2 separate regions of the Homo sapiens genome follow, and region 1 is linked to region 2. Evidence: read pairs that join two places in POLR2A ChIA-PET (ENCODE). Cell type or tissue: PC-3. All regions are shown on one strand. Links, peaks and the distances in the headings refer to the core of each region. The heading gives the core; the rest is flanking DNA.

Evidence for each region. ChIA-PET counts read pairs that join two places held together with the same protein. Peaks named below come from ENCODE experiments on the same cell type or tissue, not always from the same donor. Only the 100,000 strongest peaks of a DNase experiment are listed, where the experiment ranks them.
Region 1: POLR2A ChIA-PET joins it to region 2 with 5 read pairs; 1 of 35 experiments calls an interaction of 5 or more read pairs at or near these places.

What each region holds. Positions count from the first base shown.
Region 1 is chr20:44,465,069-44,476,333 of GRCh38, reverse strand. TTPAL (alpha tocopherol transfer protein like) reads right to left here and starts at 460. Exons shown (of 5, transcript NM_001039199.3): 1 at 343-460. It overlaps LINC01620 (long intergenic non-protein coding RNA 1620), which reads left to right and starts at 10,990. Exons shown (of 3, transcript NR_132343.1): 1 at 10,990-11,169. It also overlaps the pseudogene RPL37AP1. RefSeq lists a silencer at 355-484 and an enhancer at 575-664. In PC-3, for the core only: a CTCF peak has its summit at 4,708 (motif pointing right); a DNase peak (open chromatin) is centred at 4,733.
Region 2 is chr20:44,167,679-44,178,943 of GRCh38, reverse strand. The region is part of intron 1 of JPH2 (junctophilin 2); the gene reads left to right. Among named protein-coding and RNA genes, the nearest start is that of JPH2, 14 kb to the left of the region's middle. RefSeq lists an enhancer at 1,063-1,563. In PC-3, for the core only: no CTCF peak of the experiment used is centred there; DNase peaks (open chromatin) are centred at 4,903, 5,613, 6,543 and 7,013; H3K4me3 peaks cover 1,446 bases; H3K27ac peaks cover 4,000 bases.

The DNA.
Region 1 (11,265 bases), core at 2,635-6,634, 300 kb before region 2:
AGCTGACAGGCGGACATATGAGTGAGATGCAGACACCATTGGTAACGGTGAAGCCAAAGATCTCCCCCACCTGGAGCCCATCCTTTCTGGAGCATCACTTTCCTTTCCACCCCTTCCTCTCAACAAGGAGAGGTCAGGAAGCCATCTCTCCTAGAGCCCCCGAGACCCCATATCCCGTGGACAACCTTCCGAGGCCCCCACTTCCGGCTGTCACCCCCTCCCCAGGTGTCCCCATTTCCTGGGGTCTCTCGCTCCTCTGGTCCCCACTTCCGGTTATCCTTCCCTCTCAGGGGTCCCTCTCCTCAGCTCCCAGGGCACACGGATGGGCTCGCGGGCACTCACCGGCCCGACTACGGGCGGAGCGCGGGTCAATCGGCGGCGGGAGCCTCGTCCGGCAGCGCACGCAGAACCGACCCGCACTCCCTGCCCGGCCTGCCCGGCCTCTCGCGCCGGAAGTGACGATCCAGGGCGTGGGAGGCGGGGCTCCGCCTAGGAGCGCGCATGTGCGACGCCTCCCCGCGGCGTTGGTGTTCAGTCCCCACCTGGCTGCCGGAGCTCCGAGCTGCGGACCTGGAGTGGCTGGGAGGAGCTGGGGCACCAGCCGCTTGTCAAACCCGGCTTATAGATGGGGAAACTGAGGCTCAGAGAAGGAAGGAAAGAAGCTGCCATTTTCCAAGAACATGCTAACATGTACCTGTTGTTTAACATCCATGATCTCATTAACTCCTCATATTTATGCAATTCCCCTATTTCAGGAAAGGGAAACTGGCAATCAAGGCAGTAAAGGGCTTCAAACCCGGACCTCAGGATTAGCATTCTAGACTTCCCCCCACTATGGCTGCTATCAGGACTAGCTGCTCCAAAAAGGGAGACTCCAAACCAGGGGACATCTGTCTGTCATTAACTGAGTGACCTGGAGCAAGTCCCCATTCCTTCTTGTGCTTCCGTTTCCTTACCTGAAACCTGATTCTTGCTCTGGAGCCTGATTCAATAATTACTTTTTTCCTGCTTTGGGGTTCATTACGTTCCCTCCAGACAAAGGCTTTACTAACTCCCACCCCAGTCCATTAAGATCCGCCCGCAAGTATTTTGTGCAACTGCAACTTTGAGGCAAATCTCCTAGGTCCCTCTGAGGCAGAACCTCTGGTGGTCCAGGAGAACTCTGAGCCTAAAGAAACGACCTTAAACAGTCTTTTCATTTTCCTACCCCAGGGGCAAGAGGAGTCCCAAGAAGATGGGAAGTGACCCATGAGGGCCACAAGAACGTGGCAGTTTCTGCCAGATTGAGGGGCAGGGGGCAGCAGTATGGAGGCGACCTGGGAATCATGAGTTTTGACTCCTGCTCTCAGTTTCATCACTTCTAAGATTGACAGACAAAATATATAACATTCACTACAGTTTGAATTTCAGATAAACATTTAAGCATGTTCCTTTCCAAACACACACACACATACACACAGATAAGTGTGTCCTATGCAACATTTGGGACACATTTATACTTTAAAAATTGTTGTTTATAGGAAATTCAAATATGACTACTGGGCATCCTGGATTTTGTTTTGTTTGCTAAATCTATGTATTATTTTCCTGTTACTGTTACAAGGAATTACTGCAAACTTCATGGATTGAAACAACACAGATATATTCTCTTGCAGTTCTCTAGGTCAAAAGTCTAAAATCAAGGTGTTGGCAAGGCTGCATTCTTTTGGGGATTTGGAGGAAGCATCAGTTCCTTTCCTTTTACAGTTTGTAGAGGCCACCTGCATTCCTTAGCTTATGGCCCCTTCTTCAAATCACCTCAACCTCTGGCTTCTGTTGTCACCTCTACTACTGACTGATCCTCCTGCTTCCCTCTTCTTATAAGGACTCTTGGGATTACATTGGGCTCAGCCAGATAATCCAGGATAATCTTACCATCTCAAGATCCTTACATTAATCACATCTGTGAGATCTTTTAAAACGTAAGGTAAGGCCGGGTGCAGTGGCTCACGCCTGGAATCCCAGCACTTTGGGAGGCTGAAGCAGGTGGATCACTTGAGATCAGGAGTATGATGAGACCACCCCAGCCAACATGGTGAAACCCTGTCTCTACTAAAAATACAAAAATTAGTTGGGCGTGGTGGCACACGCCTGTAATCCGAGGCCCCCACTTCCGGCTGTCACACCCAACTATGCGGGAGCCTGAGGCAGGAGAATCACTTGAACCCAGGAGGCAGAGGTTGCAGTGAGCCGAGATCATGCCACTGCCCTCCAGCCTGGGCGACAGAGCGAGACTCTGTCTCAAAAAGAAAACCCCCCAAAACAGCCGGATGTGGTGGCTCATGCCTATAATCTCAGCACTTTGAGAAGCCAAGGCAGGTGGATCACCTGAGTTCAGGAGTTCGAGACCAGCCTGGCCAACCTGGTGAAACCCTGTCTCTACTAAAAATACAAAAATTAGCCAGGCCTGTAATCCCAGCCACCTGGGAGGCTGCCTGGGCTCAAGCCATTCTCCTGCGCCCTGCCAAATGGCAGCTCTTGTGGCAAAGGGTGAGGGATGACCCTGTCCTAACCAGGCTGTCCTAGGTATTGGAATAAATTCACCCCTCTCCTTAACCCAAACCTAGGACCTACTACTGGTACCTGGAGCCCAGATGGCAATCCTAGATGTTGCCAGCAGGAGAAGAACTTGGTCTCAAGGGCAGGGCAGGGAGAGGATTCAGAGATGCCCCAGAAATCCCTGCCTCTTCCCTCAACTGAGGGCCATTATTTCTTGTTCCTCTTGGTATTACATTTTAGAGAACCAGATTATATCAGGATTAGAACATCTCCGATAAACAATGACAACAAAAAGAGTTTCTGCTTTTTGAATTATATATACCAGGCACTGTGCTTGTATGATCTTAATTTCACCTTACAATGACCCTGTGAACAGCGAGCTAGGATTGTCCCATTTACAGAAGAGGAAACTAAAATCCAGAAAGAGGCCAGGCTTGGTGGCTCATGCCTGTAATCCCAGCAATTTGGGAGGCCAAAGTGGTGGATCACTTGAGGTCAGGAGTTTGAGACCAGCCTGGCCAACATGGTGAAATCCCGTGTCTACTAAAAATACAAACATTAACCAGGCATGGTGGCAGGCGCCTGTAATCCCAGCTACTCTGGAGGCTGAGGCAGGAGAATCACCTGAACCCGGGAGGTGGAGGTTGCAGTCAGTCAAGATTGTGCCATTGCACTCCAGGCCGGGCAACAGAGCGAGACTCCATCTCAAAAAATAATAATAAAATAAAATAATGTAAAATATTCAGAAAGAGAAAGTCTCCTAAGGGCTCAAGATATGAAAGAGAGAGCTAGGTATCAATTCAAGCCTGTATGACACCATGGTCCCAAATTTTACTTTGTCCTAAAGGTCATGTAGCCCTGTCTCTGTTTCTACAGGTTGGGAAAAAGGATCAGAGAAGGACAAAAAATTGCCCAAAGTCACATGATGACTAAGTGTTTGAGCTGGTATTTGATGTCTGTCTTCTCTGCCTTGGACACTCAGAATTTATGGAGTCTGAACAACCTCTTGAAAAGACTCATTTCCTTATGTATAAAATGGGGATATGGCCTTTGTTTAGAGGGGATCCTTGGGAGGATGTCATAGAACGGCATGTGCAGGTCGAGCACGGTGGCTCACATCTGTAACCCCAGCACTGTGGGAGGCTGAGGCGGGCGGATCACTTGAGGCTAGGAGTTTGAGACCAGCCTGGCCAACAGGGTGAAACCCTGTCTCTACTAAAAACACAAAAAAACAAGCTGGGTGTGGTGGCACACGCCTGTAATCCCAGCTACTCAGGAGGCTGAGGCAGGAGAATCGCTTGTACCGGGGGGCAGAGGTTGCAGTAAGCCGAGATCATGCCACTGCACTCCAGCCCGGGCAACAGAGTGAGACTCTGTCTCAAAAAAAAAAAAGAATGGCATGTGCAGAGTTCTGGCACATTGTATCATGAAATGTCTGTTTATCGGTGATGATCACCCCCTCTCAAGCAGAAAGATCACCAGGGGGCGGCTTGCCCTGTGTCTTGGTTTGGAAGGTTTCAAACATCTTGCTCTCCTCGTTTCATCCAGCCTCTGAAGAAAAAAATCTTGACATTGCATTGCATACCTGCTGGAGGAGGCTAGACATGCCTGAGCTGTCTCTGTTCAGGGCCTGTGATTCTGAGCTCAGAAAATCTCCTAGGACCAGCCTTAGTATTGATTCTAAGGTAAGGCTTATTTAGTTTTATTTATTTTCTTTTTATTTTTTTTTGAGATGGAGTCCCACTCTGTCACCCGGGCTGGAGTGCAGTGGCACAATCTCGACTCTGTGCAACCTGTACCCCCTGGGTTCCAGCGATTCTCCTGCCTCAGCTTCCCTAGTAGCTGGGGCTACAGGTGTGTACCACTACGCGCGGCTAATTTTTGTATTTTTAGTAGAGACGGGTTTCACCATGTTGGCCAGGCTAGTCTCAAACTCCTGACCTCAGATGATCTGCCTGCCTCAGCCTCCCAAAGTGCTGGGATTACAGGAGTGAGCCACCGTGCCCTGCCTGGCAAGGCTTATTTAGGATGGCACCACAGTATAGGGCATAATTTCTCAACATTAGCACTATTGACATTTGGAGCTGGAAAAGTCTTTGTTTCGGGGGCATGGGAGAGATGTTGTCCTGTAGGATGTTTAATGTCATTCCTAGGCTTTACCCACTAGATGACAGTAGCACTCCACATTCACAGTGATAAAAACCAAAGGTATCTCCAGACATTGCCAAATACCAGCTGGGAGACAAAGCTGCTCTGAATTAAGAACTAGTGTGGGAGAAAGAATGTTAGGTTCTGGTCAGACAGACCTGAGTCTAAAGCCTGTGTCACTTACCAGCTGTGTAACAATGGAACAGTTATCTGTCTCTCCAACCCTTGGTTTCATCAACCATAAAATCCTATACTAACTGCTACCAGTCACTGAATGCTTTCATTGGTACAGTGATAAGCTCTTTGCATGGATAGTTTCATTTGATTGTCAATAACAGAATCATGGGACCAGGCACGGTGGCTCACGCCTGTAATCCCAGCACTTTGGGAGGCTGAGGCAGGAGGATGACTTGAGGCCAGGATTTCAAGACCAGCCTGGCCAACATGGTGAAACACCATCTCTCCTAAAAATACAAAAATTAGCTGGGTGTGGTGGTGGGTGCCTGTAATCCCAGCTGCTCAGGAGGCAGAAGCAGGAGAATCGTTTGAACCCGGCAGGTGGAGGTTGCAGTGAGCCGAGATCGTGCCATTGCGCTCCAGCCTAAACAACAGAGCAAGACTCCACCTCAAAAAACAAACAAAAAAGCCCCCCACCAAACCCCCCAGAATCCTGTAAAGACACTGACCAGTGGAAATAGGGAGGAAGATGAGGAGGGAGTGGTCCATATCAGGCATCTTCTCTGTACCTTGCATGAAAGCAGGTGACCTCACATGCATCTCTGCGCTGTCACTGGCTGTGTGATCTTGGGCAAATCACATTTCCCCTGGGGCTCAGTTTCCTCATTGGTGAAAATAATACCAGCTGGGGAATTCTGGAAAGATGGAGGCAATAATGCCTAGCATAGATTTGAATATCCCCAAATCCCCAAATAAAAATAGAAAAAAATTCATAAACACATTTACAACAAAACTAAGTGACAAGGCATCTTCATGAACTCCAAAAAACGTGTGGGGACAAATCACCAACAGCTACAAGGCCTGCATGCCATTGGCATCTCTGTGCAGTAGAAACAGAAGGGAAGCAGCAAGGTGTCTGGCGGGCCTGAGACATGGAGAGTGCTAAAATTGCAACATGTATTCACGTGTTGTTGGGAAAACAGCAGCTGAAACTGGAAAGCGTTTGCCAACTCCAGTAGTGGGCGAGTGTAAGGTGTTTGCCACACAACCTAAGGTTTAAAGGAGTTTTTAACCCCTGTGAATTACTGAGTCATTTTAACCAGTAATTATAGCATCTTTCCATTTTATCAGCCCCTGTATCCTTGAAAATGAAAGATTCCAAGTGTGGAAGAAAGGAACTACAGGTGTAATACAGAATAGATTCCATAAACATCCTATAAAACTCTATTTACATTGGATATATCAATGTGAACTCGAAACTATTTTTAAAGGAAATGTATATGCGTGTATTCATATATATAATACCTAGTTCTAGCTATTAAAAAGACTTAAACCATAATCAATCTTGTAGCAATGAGCATATCTTGCACCCAGATAATAGTTTTGATTAATACAAATAAAAAGACTTCTTGAAGAAATTACTCATTCCAGATCTGTAGCAGGAAATATACAAAATAAGCCTGGAATATCTTGTCACGCCAATTAACAAGGAAGCTATCGAAGGCTACCAGGGTCACACCAAAAGGACTTACAAGCCAGCCTGTGGATGAAACAATTTTAGCTGCAACAAAGACAATACTTGCAGTTGATTGAAACTTATCAAATATGTTTAGCCGGGAGTGGCGGCTCACGCCTGTAATGCCAGCACTTTGGGAGGCTGAGGCGGGCGGATCACCTGAGGTCCGGAGTTCGAGACCAGCCTGACCAACATGGAGAAACTCCGTCTCTACTAAAATACAAAAATTAGCCAGGTATGATGGTGGGTGCCTGTAATCCCAGCTACTGGGGAGGCTGAGACAGGAGAATCTGTTGAACACGGTAGACGGTGGTTGCAGTGAGCCAAGAAAGATCATGCCACTGCCTGGGCGGTTGAGCGAGACTCCATCTCAACAAAAAATAAATAAATAAAAATAAAAAGTGGACTCAACTAAACAATAACATCTAGGAATGCACACTCAGATGATTAAGTCATGAAGAAATGCAAGGAAGTAATTAATAGTCGGATTAGTGATTATTTTGGGGGGATGGGCTGTGATTGGTATGGAGTACCTGGTGAGGTGGGGAGGGGAACCCTGAGGTGGCTGAAAAAATTCTGTATTTTGACCGGGGTGGTGGTTACAGGGTGTTTGCCTTGATATAACTCACTAAGCTACAATTTTTTTTTTTTGAGATAGTGTCTCACTTTGTTGCCTGGGGTGGAGTACAGTAGTGTGATCTCAGCTCACTGTGGCCTCAGACCTCCCTAGACTCAAGTAATCCTCCTGCTTCAGCCTCCTGAGTAACTGGGGCTACAGGTACGTGCCAACCATGCCTGGCTAATTTATGTATTTTTCGTAGAGATGGCATTTCAGGTTTTGCCATGTTCCCCAGGTTGGTCTCAAACTCCTGAGCTCAAGTGATCTACTCACCTCGGCTTCTCAAAGTGGTGGGATTACAGGTGTAAGCCACTGCACCTGGCTGCTACAAATTTAATTTGTGTGGTTTTCTGCAACTGTTTTGCTCTATAATATAAAGGTTTTAAAAAATGAGGACAGCAACACTTACTTCACACTATGTGTGTGTGCATATGTGTGTTTACATGTACATATACATGTATCTAAATGTATGGTTTCTGTTAGCACCAGGTATGTAGGTAGATGCTCACTAAATATGACTTCCATGTGAATTTTGTTCAAAACACTGACCCGTGTGATTTCAGCACCATTACCGACATTACTAACTTGTGTGGCTAATTAAAAATAGTTCATGCTTCCCAACTGGGGCAGAGACTGGAAAAATAAAACAAAATAAAAAATCGTTAATGGTTATTAGGTGATACTATGTGCCAGGCACTGTTTCCAGTGCAACTAATCTAATTGAATCCTTATAACTGTATTATGATTATTCCCATTTTACAGAGAAGAAAACTGAGGCTTAGAGACTTTCCCTGTGGCCACACAGGAGGTGGCAGGGCAGCCTGTTTTGTTTTGTATTATTTTGTTTTGAGGCAGCGTCTCACTCTGTGGCCCAGGCTGGAGTGCAGTGGCACAATCTTGGCTCACTGCAACCTCTGCCTCCTGGGTTCAGGCTATTCTCTTGCCTCAGTCTCCTGAGTAGCTGGGATTACAGGGACATGCCACCACGCCCAGCTAATTTTATTTGCATTTTTAGTAGAGATGGGGTTTCGCCATATTGGCCAGGTTGGTCTCGAATTCCTGGCCTCAAGTGAGCCACCCGCCTTGGCCTCCCAAAGTGCTAGGATTACAGGCATGAGCCACCGCACCTGGCCAGTAGCCTGGTTTGGAACCCAGGCAGTCTGGCTTTCAGCTCTGCCCTCTCATCCACTGTAGCATATGTACCATACTGTTTTTTACTTGGTGTCTAGTGCCCCTGTTTGCAATAATAACTCCCCCTTATGGAGTGCCTGCTAATATGTGTGCCATTCTTTGACATTCACTACCCGAATCTCACATCAACCCTGGAAGGTGAAGGTACTTGTTAGTCTGCATTTGGTGGCTAGGAAAACTAGAACTCAGAGAGCTGAAAAACTTGCTCAAAGTAACAGAGTAAGTAAATGGCAGTAAGTGATGGAGGAGGAGTTTGAATTGGGGACGGGGAGGGTTCATACTCTGACCCTTGGGATTCTAAAGAACAAAGTGTCCTATACTCTTAAACAGATGCTCATCTGATGGGTCTGACCCAGTTTGAGGTCATGCGTTGCCCAACCAGTGGTCCGGAGCCTGGCTTGGCTTGAGAAGTGTCCAGACGCAGGCTGGGGGAAGTCAGAGGCTTCGCAAACACCAGACATGTTTGACCCCAATCAGAGGGTCGTGCAAAGCTTGTGACCCCGGGCCTGGGGTTCCCTAAGGAGCGAGAGACTCCTGTTTCTCCATGTGCCAGCCTTGTGCTCACAAGCTGCAGAATCAGGTCCTAGAACGAAGCTGGCCACCTCTCGGGACAGGGTAAAGAGATGCCCATGGGTTGGCTGTGCAGATTTCCCAGAAGTGGGAAGAACCTGGCTGTGTTTTTGTGGTCACACATTGATTTCCTAACCTGAGTCAGCATGGCTGCTTGGAGGTACAGTATGTCCTCTCTGTTCCCAGGGGCCCTGGATCCCAGCCTGGCTGAAGCATTTCCAAAACAGGGCCTGGAATAGTGAGGGAAACGGAAGGGGTGGAGATCCCAAATCCCCTCCGTCAGTACCAGCCACCCACCGTTGTATTAAAAACGCCCAGCATGGACTGAGTTCTTACCAGGTGCCAGGTCCCGTGCTAAGCATGTCATATGTATTCACTTAACTAACCTTACAGAGATGCAATGGAGTAGAGGCTCTTCCATTTAACAAAGGAGTAAACAGACTCAGAGAAGCCACATCACTTGTAAATGGTCCCACGGAGATGGAATTTGCAGGTCTGTGATTGTGGAATTCTGGAGTGTTAGCTCCGCAAATTCACTACTTCACTCAGCCCTCACCACAAACCCCCACCCAGTAAGGTGCTGCCACCCGCAGTAAGGATATGAAAAAACTGAGGCTGGGGGTGGTGGACATGACTTGTAAGATGTTTCTAGAAAGCTCTGCTGTGACAACCAGTAACTGTTTTTTAAAAGCCCAGTCCAACTCTCTGGGCTCGGACCTAGTTCGCGGTGACATGGCCAAACCTACCAAGAAAGTCGGGATCGTCGGTAAATACGGGACCCGCTATGGGGCCTCCCTCTGGAAAATGGTGAAGAAAGTTGAAATCAGCCAGCAGGCCAAGTACACTTGCTCTTTCTGTGGCAAAACCAAGATGAAGAGATGAGCTGCGGGGATCTGGCACTGTGGTTCCCGCGTGAAGACAGTGGCTGGCGGTGCCTGGACATACAATACCACCTCCGCTATCACGGTAAAGTCCGCCATCAGAAGCCTGAAGGAGTTGAAAGACCAGTAGACGCTCCTCTACTCTTTGAGACATCACTGGCCTGTAATAAATGGGTTAATTTACGTAACAACAACAACAACAAAAAAGAGCCCAGTCCAAACCCACAGCTGCTAAAATTTGGCCATGGCTACCCAAAACCCCCACATTTACTATTACCCCTATACCCACCACATTCTCCTAGGATGGGAAGAGGAAGCAAAGAGTTCTTTGGTGACCATCTCCCTGGAAGGGTGGAATGGGGTCATGGGGGCTCTTCCATGAGAGGGGCCACTATATGTAGAGAATAATGTGTGGCCATTATGAGGGGGCCCAGTGGTCTCATGTGGGCATGGACATCTAGAGGCTGAGAGAAACGGGCTGCCTGGCTGAACTGGTGAAGGAGCCAGTGTGGGCGTGCTAAGGTAAGCCACATTCCCAGGACTTTCGGAGTACAGGCTGCTGGCTGGAGTGTTTCCCATGGGCCAGTGTTGGCAGAGAGCACCTACAAGGGGTCCTCTTGGGTCCTGTCCCCTAGAGCCTCCTGGAGGGGCAGAGGTGTGGCAGCAGCAAGAAGCTTGAGTTGGATGTTGGGTTCCTAAGGGCTGACGAAGGACTTGCAAGGGACCCCTATGAGGAGAGATGCATCCCCCAAGGTTAAGAGTGAGAGGGCCCCTGTGACAGTGGCCATCTCCATGGAGCCCACGACAGAAAGGGGCAGCTTGAAGCCAGCCAGGATGGTGGCAGCTCAAGGGAGACCCTTCCTCTCCCCTTGCCATCTCCAACACCCCCCACTGTACCCCACGGGTGGGTGAGGGAAGGAGAGATAGAGAAGGAGTCACCCACACCACCTCCCTGAAGCAGGCCTGAGGGTGAGGGGAGAAGGTTTAAACCCAAATCAAATTGGGAATTTTGGTTAGAAGCTTGACTGGACATTCTCATTTCTAAATTGAGGTTGTGTTTGTGACCTAAAGTGACCATAGAATTGCCTGTTTCCTCAGAACAAGCAGAAGAATAATGGGGAGATTTCACCCAGTGGCAGGGAAAATGTTTCTCTACCAAATACATCTTAGAAAGGACACTGGGAGATACAAATTAAGGTATGCTTTGATTATGTCACAGGCTGGGTTTGTTCAACATGCTGGTCTCAGTGAGAAGGAGGATTCTCCAAAACAAGTCTAGGAAGTGAATGTTCCAGAATGTTCTAGAACTTGATTCATTAGGCAGGCAAGAAGTGTGCCTCTGGGAACCTCTTGAGCCCTTCATGGGCTAGCACACCAACACCATCCCCCCAGATGCTTCAGTTGTTGGCTTCGAATGGCTTACTATTTCCATTTCTACGGAGAACTGCCATCTCAGGAATCACCTCACCCTGGAGTTTATTCCCCTCACCCACAGGGTGGCTGGCAGCCAACAGCTGACTCGTACAGAGGTACACAAAGCCAGCCTTTTTGCTAGACTTTACCTGAGACCACATCTTTTCTTGTTTCCCTCCCTGTCTTGCTTCCCTTCATCCCTTACAGGTTCT
Region 2 (11,265 bases), core at 4,506-8,505:
GGCTGGAGGACTGAGCAGTAAGTACCTGGTATCACATTCTCTGGGCCTGTGATACATGTTCCTTGCAGAGATAAGCTTGAAGGAACTTAACTTCCATATTTATTTATTTATTTGCATAATAGAATATCTTTTCTGTTGATCAGTTTGTCTATCTTTATGCCAATGTCATGCTGCCTTGGTTACTGTAGCTTTATATTGTCATAAAATCAGAGTAAATTCTTCAACTTTGCTCTTCCTGTTCAAAATTGGATTATTCTGGATCATTTCCATTTTAAAACCAGCTTCTTCAGCCTGGGCAACAGAGTGAGACCCTGTCTCAAAAACAAAAACAAAACAAAACAAACAAAGAAAAGAAAACCAGCCTCTTGATTTCTGAAAAAGGCCTGCTGGGATTTTGATGAAGACTGTATTAAATCTATAGATCAGTTTGAGAGAATGGACATCTTATTAGCAGTGAGGCTTCCAACCCGTGAACATGGTATATATCCCTATTTGTTTAGGTTTTCTTTAATTTCACGCAGCAATGTTTTAGAGAATTCAATGTCTTACACATCTTTTGTTAATTTTATCCCTAGATATTTTATTTTCTGTGCTATTGTAAACGGCATTTAACATTTTATTTTTTCAATTGTTCACTGCTAGTTTATAGAAATACAACTATTTTTGTATATTGACTTTGAATTCTTTTACCTTGCTCAGTTAATTTCTTAGTTCTAGTGGATCTTTTTGTTTTTGTTTTTCAGGTGAAAAGGAATCTCTTTTAACTTAAAATAGTTTGACTGTTATTGAAAATCAAGTGTAGAGGCCCTGAGAGAATCTGATATTACTAAAGGAAGACATGTGATATTTAAGCAACTGAGACTTAGAGTAGGCAGATCTGGGTTCAAATCCCAGCTGTGCCGGTTCTTAACCATATGAACCTGGGTGCACCATGTAACCTCCCTGAGCTTCTGTTTCCTTTTTTCCTTTAGGGATGTGTTAAAATCGCCCTCAGAATATGGTCGAGACAATGAAACAAGACAATGAAGCACTGAGCATCATGCCTGGCACATAGGAAATGCCAAAATATATATTCCCGTATTTCCTTCACATTCCAAAGGGTGAATTAATTCAGGATGGCCTGAACCATAGCTGTCACTGTCTTCGGGAGGATATTTGAGGACAAAAACGAGTTTTTGACTTTGGAACAGTAAATAAGACAAGACTTTGATTCGCTTAGTTCTGCCTTGAGTCCTGCCAGTGTAGATGGAATCCATGCCAGACATGATTCCATTTCGAATGTAGAATCAGCATAATTTAACCTCATCTTGGAAATCTCATGTCCCAGTTCACAGCCAGGCATCAGCGTGACAGTCAGCTGAGCTGCTGTCTTGGCAGCTTCTGGGCATTCTATGGAGACCCCAGGAGAGCACAGCAGACCCTTAGCAGAACAGAAAAGCGGACCGTATTAGTCTTTCCTGTCCACGGCCTTGTTTTCAGTGATTCATGTGCCCGATTGGCCAAATCTCTGCAGACGTGCCCCTGTCCGAGGCCAGGCTTCTGGGATTCATCGAGCTTGCTTGTTTCCGGGACCTGCTAATTCCGTGCCCAGCAGCTGTTCCCCGGAGCAGGCCCTGCCCTCCACACCCTCATGAGGAATGCCGAGTCTCATTTTCTGAGGGCCCTGGTTGAGGGTGGGGTGTGGGGCGAGGGGGACAGGGTTGCTTCCTGCCATAGACTTCCTGCCTTGGAGGGTTATCCTTGTTCTCACCTATCCCTTCCCGAGCTGAAGCCACAGAGTAGGAGAGAAGTTAGGGCTGGCACACCTCCCTCCCGTGTAACTTTCACTCCCTGCTTAAAGGGAACTGATGAGAGTTGCCTGGCACAGATCTGTGCCTGGCAGAATCCACAGAGCAGCCCAGGTGTGCTAGGAACTCCAGAGTGACCCCTGCTCCAGGCCAGGAATGAGCACCTTGTGCCTGGAGGTCTTCCTGCCACTGCTGGCTGCCCATTGCTGTGGATGGGGTAGAGCTGGAGTCACACATGGAGGCTGGACAGCTGCATGCAGCCTGCAGGGGACACTCTGGATGGCATGTACCATGTTTTTATTATTTCTATTTTTAATTAAATTGGAATCCTTTATGGATACCTTTTTTTTCTTTTTCTTTTTTTTAACAGGGTCTTGCTCTGTCACCCAGGCTGGAGTGCAATGGTACAATCACGGCTCACTGCAGCCTCGACCTCCTGGGCTCAAGTGATCCTCCCACCCCAGCCTGCAAGTACCTAGGATTACAGGCACACATCACCATGCCTGGCTAATTTTTTTGTAGAGACGGGGTTTCTCCATGTTGCCCTGGCTGGTCTCAAACTTCTGAGCCCGAGCCATCCTCCTGCCTCAGCTTCCCAAATTGCTGGGATTATAGGCATGAGTCACTGTGCCCGGCCTATGGCTACCTTTTAACAAAGTGATCAAATTTAACATCATCAGTGACAGACAAACCTACAGTATGTACCCTTGATGGGATGTACAGAGAAGGCCAGCGCTTTAAGAGGCCAAGGCAGGAGGATTGCTTGAGCCCAGGAGTTCAAGACCAGCCTGGGCAACACAGTGAGACCCTATCTCTAAAAAAAAAAAAAAAAAAAAAAGACAGATAGGATCTGACCCATTTGATGAGATTCTTTTAGCTCTTGTGTTGAGAAAAGGCTGTTTTGGGAAAATAGGTATTAGGTGAGGGGAGGTGGCATGGAGACCTGGTAGTGAGTTTATTACATTATGACTGGTGAGAAGATGGTGGTTTGCACCACTACCTTGTAGTAGCAGAGGTGGTGAGAAGACACATTTTGAAGCAAAACTTATAGACTGGATAGGATTGAGAGAAAGAGGAGTTAAAGATGGTCCCAAGGCTTTTGCCTGAACCATGGAAGGATGGTGTTGCCATGAACTGAGATGGGGTGAGGGTTTGAGGAGGAAGGGTCAGGAGTTCAGTACTGGACACCATGGGTGAGAGATGCCTGTTGGAAGTGTCCATGGGCATTGGGTTTCTGGGCAGGCCTGTGCACAGGTAGGTGGGTCTCCTTTTAGACCCTCTCCCCTTGACCTTTCTTGCCTTCTGCACACACAATCATTTCTGCTCTCCAAGGCCCTTAGGGTTGCTGAGCTGACCCAAGGCCTGGAAATGGGCCTTTTCCCCAGGCCACAGGCTCCAGGGCTGTCAGCACCCAGGAGATGCCTCCTGGTTAATCCCCTGCTTCTGGGGGTGAGCCACGGGGCATCATCTGGGGCAGCAGCCTCTGGATGTAGGGGTGGTGGAGCCTTGCGGGCTCAGGGACTTGTCATCCACCCGCTGCAACCTGACCCTGCTCCTGGGAGCTGGTCCCAAATGCCGCCAGCTCCTCCGCTTCGGGTTGTCTGTTGGTGATCCCAGGAAACCAGAGACTATGGAGATTTGATGGACAGCGGCATTTGGAAGCCATGGGAAGGGACTTTGGTGCCAGCCTTGCAGGCGAGCCAGAGAGCAAGGCCTTGGGATTGTTACGGGAAAAATGTAACGCAGTCTAAATGCTCACCGAAGGGACTGTTAATTTATGAGACCATGCGATGAAGTACAACAGGACTTTAAAAAGACAGAGGTGGACCCACCTATATTCATACAGAAAGAAATCTAAGCCATTATAAGTGAACAAAAGCCATTTGGCAAATATTTATTGAGTGCCTGCTAGGTGCTAGGTAGTGTTCTCAGAGATGGGGTCAGTGGCAGACTGGTGAACAGCTAATCTTTTAGTCTATTTGTGATCAGTATACAGTTGCAAATTGGCAGGAAAAGGCCTAGAAGGATCTAAATCATTAACAGAAGTTACCCTGGGGAGACCGGACAAAGGTGTTTTCTTTTATATACTCTTCTCTTGTTTGGATTTTTTTTGCAATGAGCATATGACTTTTAAAATTTTGTTTTCTTTTTTTTTAATTTGAGACAGGGTCTCACTCTGTTACCCAGACTGGAGTGCAGGAGGGATCTTGGCCCACCGCAACCTCCACCCCTGCACGGGGGGCTCAAGCAATCCTCCCATGTCAGCCTCCTGAGTAGCTGGGACCACAGACGTGCACCACCACAACCGGCTACTTTTTTGTAGTTTCAGTAGAGACAGGGGTTGACCAGGCTGGTCTTGAACTCCTGAGCTCAAGAGATCCACCCACCTCAGCTTCCCAAAGTGCTGGGATTACAGCCCTGAGCCACCACACCTGGCTTACTGCAACCTCCGCTTCTTGGGTTCAAGCGATTCTCCTGCCTCAGCCTCCCGAGTAGCTGGGATTACAGGCAAGCGCCACCACACCTGGCTAATTTTTGTATTTTTAGTAGAGACGGGGTTTCACCATGTTGGACAGGCTGGTCGCGAACTCCTGACCTCAAGTGATCTGCCTGCCTTGGCCTCCCAAAGTGCTGGGATTGCAGGCGTGAGCCACTGCACCTGGCCCAACTTTTGCAATTTTTAAAAAGTGCTTCCTCCATACAAACAGTATTTACATGTAGACGTAATAAGGAGCCCTCAGGATGCAAAAAGGGTTGGGGGTGGGGGTGTCTAAGCACAGTTTTCCAGAATGTAGCCTCAGAATCCTGGATGGCCTCCCTTTGTTTCTCCCTACTCTGGGTACTCAGCTTTTCAATGCAAGGCAGCATTGAAAGAGCAATTGAGGCAAGGGACCTGTTCTTCAGTCCCAGCTGAGCTACTCCTGGGCTGTGTGGCCTTGGGCAGGTCCCTCTACCTCTCTGAGCCTAAGCTTCCTTCCCCGTATAATGAAGGAATAAGACTACACTTACCCATGAAGGTAAGCAGATTTTCTCACGCACAACACTGGCTAATTGGGTGTGGCTACCTGCGGAAGTGGTGAGTGGGGACTGTAGGCTATAGTGCTACTCAGCCTCATGACCCATTAGCAATGTCAGTTGTGGACACAGGATGGGGAATAAGTGGCCTATGTGATGGATTACTTATGGGCTTGGACTAGAAGATCTTATCATCGTCTGATGAATTGTTTGTTTGTTTGTTTGTTTTGAGTCGGAGTCTCTCTCAGTCGCCCAGGCTGGAGTGCAGTGGTACGATCTCGGCTAACTGCAACCTCCGTCTCCTGGGTTCAAGCAATTCTCTGCCTCAGCCTCCTGAGTAGCTGGGATTACAGGCATGCGCCACCACGCCAGGCTAATTTTTGTGTTTTTAGTAGAGACAGGATTTTGCCATGTTGGCCAGGATGGTCTTGAACTCCTGACCTCGTGACCCACCCACCTTGGCCTCCCAAAGTGCTAGGATTACAGGTGTAAGCCACAGCACCCAGCCTTTGTTTGTTTGTTGTATGGATAAAATTAACTTATTAGGACAATGGTATTATCGTAGAGGAAGAGTTTAATAAATGTAGGGCTAGTCAAGTGGGAAGATGGGGGTTTATTATTTAAATTTATGTCTCTGAAAGTTTGGAAGGTAGCATTTTTTAAGGATAGTTTGGCGGGCAGGGGGCTAGGGAGAGGGAAATGTTGATTGGTTGGATTGGGGATGAAATTATAGGAAGTCGAAGCTGGCTTTTTTATACTGAGGCAGTTTCGGGGTGGGGGTTATAGGACTGGTTGAATTAGTTTTTTGCTATGAGTCACAGGTCTGGGTAGAATCGTCAGAATGTAAAAGTTCAAAAAATATTTTAAAGGCCAATTTTAGGTTTTGACAGTAGTGATGTTATCTATAGGAGTCGCTGGGGAGGTTACAAGTTCTGTAACCTCTGGCTATATTTCTCTGGAGTCATAATTTTATAAAGGCAGTTTTGGTCACTGAGTAAAGAGGGGGTTAGTTTCAAGAAAGGACTGTTAATTATTTTTGTCTTAAACTATTAACTCAATTTTTGAATAGTTAGTTTGGTCTATGTCCAGGCATGAGTGAAGACAGTTAGCTTGTGAGGTTAGAAGTAAGATGGAGTCAGTTATATCGATTTTTTTTACTGTTAAATATTTTTATGTCAGATTTTTTTCACTGTCATAAGTTTTATAAAAGCGGTTTTAATCTCCAAGCTCCACTCCAGCTGTGACCTTCTCAGGATTGAAATATTCTCACTTGCACCACAGTTGAGGTTGTCTATGGCTGTGTGGCACATTTGCAATAGAAACCTGAGAGCTCATATTAAATATGGGTTATTGAGCTGGGCTTGGTGGCTCCTGTCTGTGATTGCAACACTTTGGGAGGTTGAGACAGGAGGATTGCTTGAGTCCAGGAGTTCAAGAGCAGCCTGGGCAACATAGCGAGACCACATCTCTACAAAAAATAAAATTAGCCAGCATGATGGTATGCACCTGTGGTCCCAGTTACTTGGGAGGCTGAGGTGGGAGGATCACTTTAGCCCAGGAGGTTGAGGCTGCAATGAGCTGTGATTGTGCCACTGCACTCCAGCTTGGATTACAGAGTGAGACTCTGTCTCGAAACGAAACAAAACAAAACAAAACAAAAAATATTTATATATACACACATACAGGTTACTAGAGCCAGCTCCTACTGGCTCATGAGAGCTCAGGAACTTTGCAGTCATGGTGGGGGTATTTACACAGTGGAAACTGACTAATAGTACAAACTGAGGTTGGTTGGTTGGTTTGTCCTAAAGAGCTGGTTTGCTACTATATCCTGACTATTGTACTAATATGAAATGCCCCTTTTTCCTTCTCACCCCAATTTAGGGTGATCAGCCATCTCAATTTGCCTGAAACTGCCCGGTATTAGCACTGAAAGTTCCACATCCCAGGAAACCTCTCAGACATAGGCAAACTGGGATGACTGGTCACCCTACAGTCTTTTCCCATGAAGTGAAAGGAGCCAACCTTTGTTGAGAGCCCGAGATCTCTGCTAGATAAACCATGTAATACAGCAACCTTGCAAAGGAAACTTGCTATGCTCACTTTACTGAGAGGAGACAGACTCAAAGAGACCTTATTCAAAGCCTGTGCTTATTAATGCATTTGACAGTATCTGTTGAATGTCTTCCATGTGTGAGTCCCTGCATGGAGTGCTGGGGATGCTGTGGTGGGCGAGTCAGACCTGTCCCTGCCCCCAAGTGCATGTATCTTAACAGCAGAGACCGGCATCTAACAATTACTTAAATACAAAATGTGATACATATTTTGAAGGAAAAATAGAAGAATTTATGAACTGATAACAGGGAAACCTGGTCTGGTCTGATAATCAGAGAAGGCGTCCTTGAGGAAGTGATGTTTGAGCTGAGATATGCAGGATGAATAGAGGTAAACTGGGTGACAGGGGAGGCCGCACAGGCAGGCAGAAGGGACAGCAAATGCAAAGGCTTGGAGGTGGGACCTGAGCATGCTGTGTTCCAGAAAAGGCTGGAGCACAGACTCAGAGAGAGAGAGTGGGGTGGACGAGGCTGGAGAGATTGGCAAAGCCCAGATCATGAGGGTTTTGTGGGTCACAGTGAGGAGCTTGAACTTCATCCTTCTAGTAGATTCTAGGCTACCCCTTCAGACACTCCTTAGGACCAGGGACACATTCCCCGAGCTGCCAGGAGTGTTAGCAGCTGACAGATCCTGGCTGGGTATTTCTCTCCAACAAAGGGAGCTGCCTCCTTCACATCTAATGACTGTAATGACCTGGCCCCCTTGCTTTGATTTTGGGCAACGCTGAAGGGCTATACCAGCTTAAATCCCCCTGGGATCAGTTGAATATTCTGTTGCAGATGTTCAGCTTCCTCCACTGCCAAATCCTGCTTCCTTCCTTACACGTGCTCTTCCTGAGAGCACTCCCCGCTAAATCTCCCACACATCATCTCAGCTTCAGAATCTTTTCCCTAGGGATCCTGACCTGAGACACTCCTCAAGGCACTGGGAAGTTACTGCAGGGTTTTGAGATGGGGAGTAACCTGCTGAGAGTTGCATCTTATGAAGAAGATGAGTGGCAGCAGCAAAGGGTCAACTGAAGTGGGGGGCAGGGAGGATACTACTGTCATCATCGAGGGAGAAAAGGATGTGGCTTGGACTAGACAGATAGGGTGGAGACCAAGAGAATTAAGGAGTATCGCAGTGCGTCATCATGAGAGTCATTTAAATTCTTAGTTTCAGTTTTTCCAATTGTAACATCGAAATGATGATGCCTGTATCTGTTAGGATACTTTCTTATCTATTCATTTTAACAATATATTGAGCAAAATTAAAGAGATATTCAGAGTCAGGTCTATCTGAAGACCATGTGATTTCCATTATTCTTTGCTACCTCCAAAGCTGTCTTAGCCCTGGCTTACTTTCTCTGGGATGCTGGGTCCATAGTCTTTATCAAGGTGGGTTAGAGCCAAGCTATGAGTCCCTTATAATCAGGAGCATCTGTGTGGTGTCTGTGGCATGGGCATGTGTGCTGACCACAGTGAGCATTTCTGGTTCACCTGGTCTGATCTTGGTATGCTTGGACAAGAGCCATTAACCCCTGGACTCTCTGATGCTCACTCTGTATCTGCCATGCTCCATCTTAAACACTGTCTGAAATTTGTTGATGACACTTCTATGGGCCACCCAAAGATCTTATGCCAACATCTGGTACTATGTGAGAGGACTTGGAGAAGGATCAGCGATGGCTGGTAGACAAAACAGGCAAGATAAAGACAAGAGAGCTGCCATGGGAAGTAAGAAGTGATAAATGTCTTGGGCAATGAGAATTTGGAGGAAGGAAGGTGGTTCCCTGAAGGAGGTGGTTTGAAACTGGGCTATGAAGGATTTGGGAAGACAAGGCTGAGAAAGTGACTTGGAACCAGGTCATGAAGGAACTGGACTATCAGGTAAGGACTTCTATAGGCAATGGGGACTCCTAGAAAGGAGCTAGTCCTCGTTCCTTCTCTCCATCTCTGTTCAGTTCTCCAGTGTGTTAGTCTGCTTTCTGTTACTTATAACAGAATACCTGAAACTGTGTAGTTTATAAGAAACAAAATGTATTTCCTAGAGTTCTGGAGGCTAGGCAGTCCAAGGTCAAGGGGTCATATCAGGAGTGGCATTCTTACTGGTGGAGACTCTCTGCAGAGTCCCAAGGTGGCACAGGGTGTCATGTGATGAGAGGGCCGAGTGTGCTAGCTCAGATCTCTCTTCCTCTTCTTATAAAGCCACCAGCCCCACTCCCATAACCAATTAAACCATGAATCCATGAGTGGATTAATCACCTCTTAAAGGCCCCACCTCTCAATACTGCCACATTGGGGATTAAGTTTCAATTTGAGCTTTTTAGGGGGACAAACATTAAACCGTAGCACCGAGGCACACTGATCTTCCAACCTCAGATAGTTCCCTGGAAATAGGAAGGTGTCACTGGCCAGATGGGATGGTGTTCTCAGTGTCCATTCTGTATTTGGAGGCAGAATCCTGGTCTGGCCCATATGTCTCTTTGATGTCTCAAACTGGATTCTGGATCTCCCAGCTTTTCCTTGGTGTCTTAGTCAATTTTGTGTTGCTGTAAAAGAATACCTGAGGGCCAGGCGTGGTGGCTCATGCCTGTAATCCCAGCACTTTGGGAGGCCAAGGCAGGCGGATCATGAGGTCAGGAGTTCGAGACTAGCCTGGCCAATACAGTGAAAAACCCCGTCTCTACTAAAACTACAAAAAATTAGCTGGGCATGGTGGCAGGAACCTGTAGTCCCAGCTACTTGGGAGGCTGAGGCAGGAGAATTGCTTAAACCCAGGAGGCGGTGGTTGCAGTGAGCCAAGATCACACTACTGCACTCCAGCCTGGGCAACAGAGAAAGACTCTATCTCAAAAAAAAAAAAAAAAAAAAATACCCAAGGCCAGGTAATTTACAAAGAAAAAAGGTTTATTTGATTAACGATTCTGGTGGCTGGAAAGTTCAAGGTGGAGCATCTACCTCTGATAAGGGCCTCAGGCTGCTTCCACTCATGGCAGAAGGTGAAGGGGAGCTGGTGTGTGCAGAGATCACATGGCAAGAGTGGAAGCAAGAGTGAGAGTGAAAAGGTGCCAGGCTCTTTGTAACAACCAGCTCTTGTGGGAATTAACAGAGCAGAAACTCACTCACCCCCAAGGGAGGGCATTAATCTATTCATGAGGGATCTGCCCCCATGACCCAAACACCTCCCATTAGTCCCCACCTCCAACACTGAGGATAACATTTCAACATGAAGTTTGGAGGGGACAAACATCTGAACCATAGCACTTGCATTTCCGAAATGGTCACGCTTTCTTCAGAGCTGAGATTTGGGTGAGAATTTTGGAACTTTTAACTTGTAAGGGAAGTTCTCATATTCTTAGAGGTGAAAGCACTAGTCAGGACGCTTGGCTGTGATTGCCAACAACTGCCACATTGTGTTAATATGAGCAAGTCATTAAAATTCTTAGTTTCGGCTTTTCCAACTGTAAAATCAAAATGATGTTACCTGTATCCATTAAGATACTCTTTTGTCTGCAGGTCAAGGAAAACCCTAACTCCAAATGACTTAAACCAGAACTTTCTAATGGAAGTATAATATGAACTATGTATGTAACTTAAAAATTTTTAGTAGCCATATTTAAAAAGGTGAAACCAATTTTAATAATACATTTTATTTAACTCATTATCCACAATATTTTTTTTGTGTGTAAACAATATACAATCATTAATGAGATATTTTCCATTCTTTTTGTGTGAATTTTTAAAAATTCTGGAATATTCAAAATCTGAGTATTCCAGAGCACAAACATGCTTTCTTACAAACAACTTACAAACCGGGCAGAAAATTGGAGCTGGTCTCATTTTCTTCCTGAGCTCTCTCTGTCTTCTGTGTGGCTCCTTTTCATCTTTCCAGTTAATCCTTTCTGGGCAAAGACTCTGACCTGTCAAAAATCTAGGGTTTATTGAACACTTACTATATCCTAGGCACTGAGCTAGCTGCCTCACACACAGTTTATTTAATCTTCAACCCACCCTCCCCACTCCCTGCCACTCAAGACCTGGGGCATCACCTCTCATCTGGACTGCTGCCATGGCTGCATTTATTTCTGTGATTGGTTAATTATATTTAGTCTATCCCTGGCACAAGACTCTGAGCCCCTTGCTGGCAGCGATCATGTCCACTTAGTTCACGGCTGTATCCCAGCACCTAGCTAGAAGAATGCATGGTCTTCATCTAGCTTGTCAAATGCAAAGGGTTGTATGAACAACCAGATGAAGAAGGTATCATGATTTCCATTTTACAGAATGACAAACTGAGGCTCCGCAGGCTTAAATAGTTTATGCATGTCTTAGAACTATTCAACGTCAGAGTTTAGACTTAAATCCCT